Regions from separate parts of the Mus musculus genome. Here region 2 is linked to region 1. A link is a loop called in an ENCODE intact Hi-C map of the cell type or tissue named here. Cell type or tissue: heart. All regions are shown on one strand.

Region 1 (2,500 bases):
CTTCTTTCCACCTTTGTTCTCTCCCCAGTGTTGGAAAGGAGGAGAGACATCCATTGCCTCCCTCCCGATAGTCTCGGCAGCTAGCCCTGCCTTCCTGTCCCCGGTGCACCAGTAAGGACAGATATTAGGTACAAGAGGACACTTAGTCTAGATGGGGAGGTATTGATTTCTGTTTGTTTTTTTGAATAGGATCTTATGTAGCCCAGGCTGGCTTCAAACTCACTACTTAGCCAAGGCTATCCTTGATCTGGTGACACTTCTGCCTTCACTCTCCAGGCATTACAGGTGCGTGACAGCATTTCAGGTTTATGCGGTGCTGAGGATAGACCCTGGGGCTTTGTATGTGCTATGCAAGCGCTGCACCCCCAGGCCACCATTGATGGAGGACATTTGGGAGCTTTTTCTTACATCCAAGGAAGAGACCATGGGTCACACCCACATTTCACAAATGATGAAACTGACCCTCACGCAGAGAAACACAACACCTATAAAGCCCGAAGCCGGGGCTGTCCCCATGCTGGTTTGCATGTCTCTGTCAGGGAGGAGAGGGGAACCCCTGCCTCAGCTGACCCTCTAATGCTCCGGGGAGTTTGCAGTTGCTGCTTCCTCTCTCTGGGCCTGGGGTGAGCTGGGGCGCAGGGCACCTGTTTCTAGTTCCCCAGAAGTTTAATTGGGGTGGTTATCATCATCTTCTGTGGTTGTAGACTGCAGATCTGAGGAGATCTGCGCTTACTGTGTCCACAAGGCATCAGTATGAGGTGAGAGGAGAGGGTAGGAGGGGTAGGAGCCCTCCCCTAGACACTTCGTGGGCCTCAGTGAGAGTACTGTCCTACCCACCAGGGCTCTTGGCTGGTACGGAGTCCACAGCCAGAGTATGGGCTGTAGGGATTATCTGGAACATTCACAGGGCACTCCCAGGAGCCAAGCTCTTCTTTGGTTGATGGAAGAGAGTAAATAACTGGGTCATCAACCCATTTTCCAGATGAGCAACCGAGGCACACAGAGGTTAATTAACCTTAATTGTTATGGTTTCAGTTTAAAGCCAGACTTATCTGTCCTCTCTTCTACCCAGTATAACCAGAGGAGGAGTTGAGGCTCAGATAAAGGCAGCAACTTGCCCAGCGTCACACAGCTGAGCCACCTCAGTTCCTAAGCCTTAGGTGATTTTCAGTTCATATTTAGAGACAGGGCTAGGGACACAGGCCCAGTGAGTCTGGAATCAGGCAACCTGGTGGTTTGGGAAGAGAGTGAGGGACAGGTGGCACTGGGGACACCAGCAGGGTGTGGTTTTGGTCCACATTTCTGTGGGGTTCTTGCCCGCTCTCCACCCAGCCTGGAGGGGGGTGCTGTGCTGAGATCCGCCTCTAGGTGGTGCTCTGCACTGCAGATCTGGACTCCCCTGGGGACTGGGAGCCTTTGTGCCCTGGGTAACCCTCATCAGGTGGCAGTATCTTCTAAGTTTCCCGGATGCCTCTGGACAGCAGCTTCCCCGCTTTCTTCCAAAGCTACTTGGCTTTGTCAGAAAAAGGGCTGGCGGGATCTGGGGAGATTCCTTAGGGTGATTTGGGATCACATGTTACTTCTTGGTTGGTCCTTGGCCATGGCCAGCTTATACAATTAAGTTTTTTTTTTCCCCCCAGAGTTGGGGATTGAGCCCAGAGCCTAACAGCAAGCTGCAACCTCGACCCTTTTTGTTGTTTTGAGGTGAGACTTGCTAAGGTGCCTGGGGTTACTTGATGGTCTTCTTGCCCCAGACTCTTGAGTGGCTGAGATTACAAGCCTGTAGCCCCAGGCTCTTGGTCCGCAGCCCTTTCCTCGCCTGCAGAGTGCGGGTGTTTTATTTCTAGAACATTAGGAGAGTTTGATGGGATGTCCTTGTCCAAGGCAGGTACCTCCAGCCAGGAGTGGTCAGGACGATCCCCATGGACAGTGGCGGGCTCTTATGGCATGTCTGCCTGGATGCTGGCTCTTCCTGTCTATGTTTCCTCATAATGGTGGTCCATGTGTCCTCACTCATCCATCACGCCCAGCCTCTCCTGCTCATCCTCATGGACCTCACACTGGCTCACAGAGGAGAGTTGGTGAGGGATGACTATGAGCCTCACTACCTAGCCTCAGACTCCTACCAACCACTTCCCAGTACCTGTAGTACATTTCCTCATGCCCCATAGTGCCTGAGATGCACCTGCCCGTGGTGCTTAGCCTCCTGGGGGCTGGTTGGGAGACATGCCGGAGCAGCTGTGGCCAGGTAAGTGGGGGACAGAAGAGGTGTGTGCACCCAACATTCTAAGTAAACCAGCTGGGAGCCTGTGAATGCCTTCCCTCGACCTCCGCCATCCCTCGCTTGCTTCTGTGTGTCTATAGGTTTATGGCTCCAAAATGAAGACACCCTAGGTCTTTATCCTTGGGAGCTGTCCCGTGACCACTGGACCCCCATGGGAGTAAAAAGCTAACATCTGGGGCTACAGAAGCCTCCACTTCATTTATCTTACCTACAGTC
Region 2 (2,500 bases), 56 kb before region 1:
GAAAACAAGCCAGACACAGGTGAAGACAGAAGGAACCAGAGAATGAGAGGGAGCCCAAGGACCAGAACAGATTGCTGAAGTTAGTATGAGCCTGAGCAGAGCAATTCAGGAGAAGCCTAGAAAAGCCAGATTGAGTCAGTCAGTGTAGAGAGGACTTTGAGCCAGAATAGCTGAGTTGAACCAGACAGCCAGAACTCAGAAAAAAAAACTAGGAAAGGGTGAGCTTGAAATTCAGCAGTCTCAGAGGCTGTAAACATTCTAGGCCTAGGTAAGATTGTACAGAGGCTAGAAGCTTCCAAGACTAGGCCTAGGTTAGCAGACAGAGGCAGTAAACCTCTGAGACAACAATTACATTAGGCCAATGAAAGGTACTTTTATAGCTATGCCTTGTAGGTGGCCCTGGCTTGTATTAAAGCAAACCAGAGGGCAACTTTACTCCACGGCTTCTGTCTCAGTTCCTGCCTCCAGGAGTTCCCTAACTCCTGAGTTTCTACCACCGAGAGATCAAGTCCTGTAAGCCTCAGTTTCTTCCTGGTGTCTGCTTTAATTCTTGCTTCCAGCTTCCTATCTTCAGTTTTGGCTCCGATTCCCCTCAGTGGAGTTCTAAGATGAAATTAACCCTTTCCGTCCCAAGTCAGTTTTACTCCGGGGTTTTATCACAGCAAAGGACACAGGGAGACAAGGAGAACCGCCCAGGCTACCTTCTTGTTTGCTGTGCTTTTTCTGATCCTGAGGTAACCTTTGCCTCCTCTGTGCCCTGTAGGGAGTGTGCCCACGGCTTGGAGCATGCTAGCTTCTGCTCTCCCACAGAGCCGAATTCCAGACCTCACGTGTTCCCCTTGCAGTTGAGGCTGGTATTTAGGCCATGTTTTGAGATTTACTCATTTCTCTGAGCCTCACCCACGTGTGTATGTGGGTATGCATGTCTGATGTGTGTGCATATGTACATGTGTGCATGGGTGCATGTATACATATATGTGAGTGTGTCTAAAAGTGTGCATGTGTATGTGTGTGAGTGGGCAAGTGTGTGTGTGTCTGTGTTACACATTATTAAAAGCCTGTTGTTTTTCTTCTGTGTTTGATATTAGGGATCCTTTGCCAACTAGGAACCATGATGGGTAGAGAAAATTCTATTTTTTCCCCCTTCACACTTATGAAAAGAAGCCTACTAAGCTTTGGCATCAGTAAGTCCCCAGCTGGTCTCTGGGACTGGCCCACACCAGCCTTGCTTGTGCCCACGTTTTCTCTGGTCTAGCGCAGGACATCAGCCAACTCCTACTCTGCCTCTTTCTTTTCCCCTCCTGTCCTTACCTCCTCTCCTCAGGTGATCTGTAAGGACAGCGCAGGCATGTATACTCCAACCCTAACGCCGCCAGGGTCTCAAGTAACCTGGGCTGACCACTATGTAGCTAAGGTGAGCCTAAACCCCAGAGCCTCCCAAGTGCGGGTGGTAGGTGACACCTACACGTCCCCTGCAGGGCAGCGGAGGAAGTCACCCCCCAGTGGTAAGGGATTGGGTAGAAAGGAAGCCCAAACTTCTGCCACTCTTGGGTGTTTCCTTAGGTTCCCCACTTTTCTCTCTCTCTCTCAAAAAGAAAACAAAAACAAAGCACATCGGTTCCGTAACCCCCACTCTGCACTCGGAGCTGTACAGGAGCCATCTTCAGCTCTCTCCTGAACTTTGATCTCAGAGTCTCCCAAAAGTTTCTCTTCTGCAGATGTGGCATCTGGATTGCCCCTCCAACACAAATCTGCTCACTCTGGCCTCGCTCACTGCCACCAAATAGCTTCAAGCTCTCTCTGCGGCTCTCCACCTAGGCTGGGAGGCCAAGTTCATCTTGCTGGTACATCCTGCTCTGGAAGTATTGAGGGGGAGCAGGGGGCTGTGGGGCACCCTAGGGAATGAGGCGGTGGATACCAATAGGGAGTCAGGCAGGACCTGTTCCAAAGCCACACTTTTTTCACTTTGCAATTGGACGCCTGCAGTTACTGCCGTAGGCCAGGAAGAGGCGCGCGTGGGGGCGGGGCCAGAGGGAGGAGTCGGCAAACCCGGAAGCGCTGAACGGGGCGTGGTGAGCTGAGAAAAGGAGGGCGGGGCTGGGAGGACAAGGGCGGAGCCCGGCCTGGCTGAGCTCTGGTCACAGTGGCCCAGCGCCTTGGACCTGGTGGAGGTAGCAGCGGCAGCGACAGTAAGTGCGGGTGCAGCGGCCCCCATGCTTGGCTGGGTCTTCCCTTCCCGAGGCTGAGCCTGGCCTCTCCTCCACACTCTTCTCTGGTCCCGCGTGTGGGGACAGGTCGGCCCGAAAGATCCAGAAGGCTTTGCGGGTCCGGATCGGATGCCACAGCTGCCTCTGCAGCGAGGACTTGTCTTAGCCTACTGCCAGGCTCGCTCTTGGACCCCAGCCTGTGTCCACAGGAGCCATCGTGGCACACGGGCTGGCCAGACATGTTCTCAGTCCCCAGACTCCTACCCTTTCCAGCTCTGACTGGTCCTTACCCC

What was found. Hi-C counts contacts between places; a loop is a spot of excess contacts. Peaks named below come from ENCODE experiments on the same cell type or tissue, not always from the same donor. Only the 100,000 strongest peaks of a DNase experiment are listed, where the experiment ranks them.
Region 2: a loop joins it to region 1, with 3 times the contacts of the local background. A loop is called at or near these places in 18 of 42 quality-filtered maps.

What each region holds. Positions count from the first base shown.
Region 1 is chr10:60,696,048-60,698,547 of GRCm38, reverse strand. It overlaps Cdh23 (cadherin 23 (otocadherin)), which reads left to right and starts at 2,058. Exons shown (of 71, transcript NM_023370.3): 1 at 2,058-2,248. In heart, a CTCF peak has its summit at 1,358 (motif pointing right); a DNase peak (open chromatin) is centred at 1,367; H3K27me3 peaks cover 1,856 bases.
Region 2 is chr10:60,752,423-60,754,922 of GRCm38, reverse strand. Slc29a3 (solute carrier family 29 (nucleoside transporters), member 3) reads left to right here and starts at 2,141. Exons shown (of 6, transcript NM_023596.3): 1 at 2,141-2,189. The coding sequence starts at 2,189. In heart, CTCF peaks have their summits at 1,473 and 2,007; DNase peaks (open chromatin) are centred at 1,452 and 2,072; H3K4me3 peaks cover 850 bases; H3K27ac peaks cover 1,123 bases.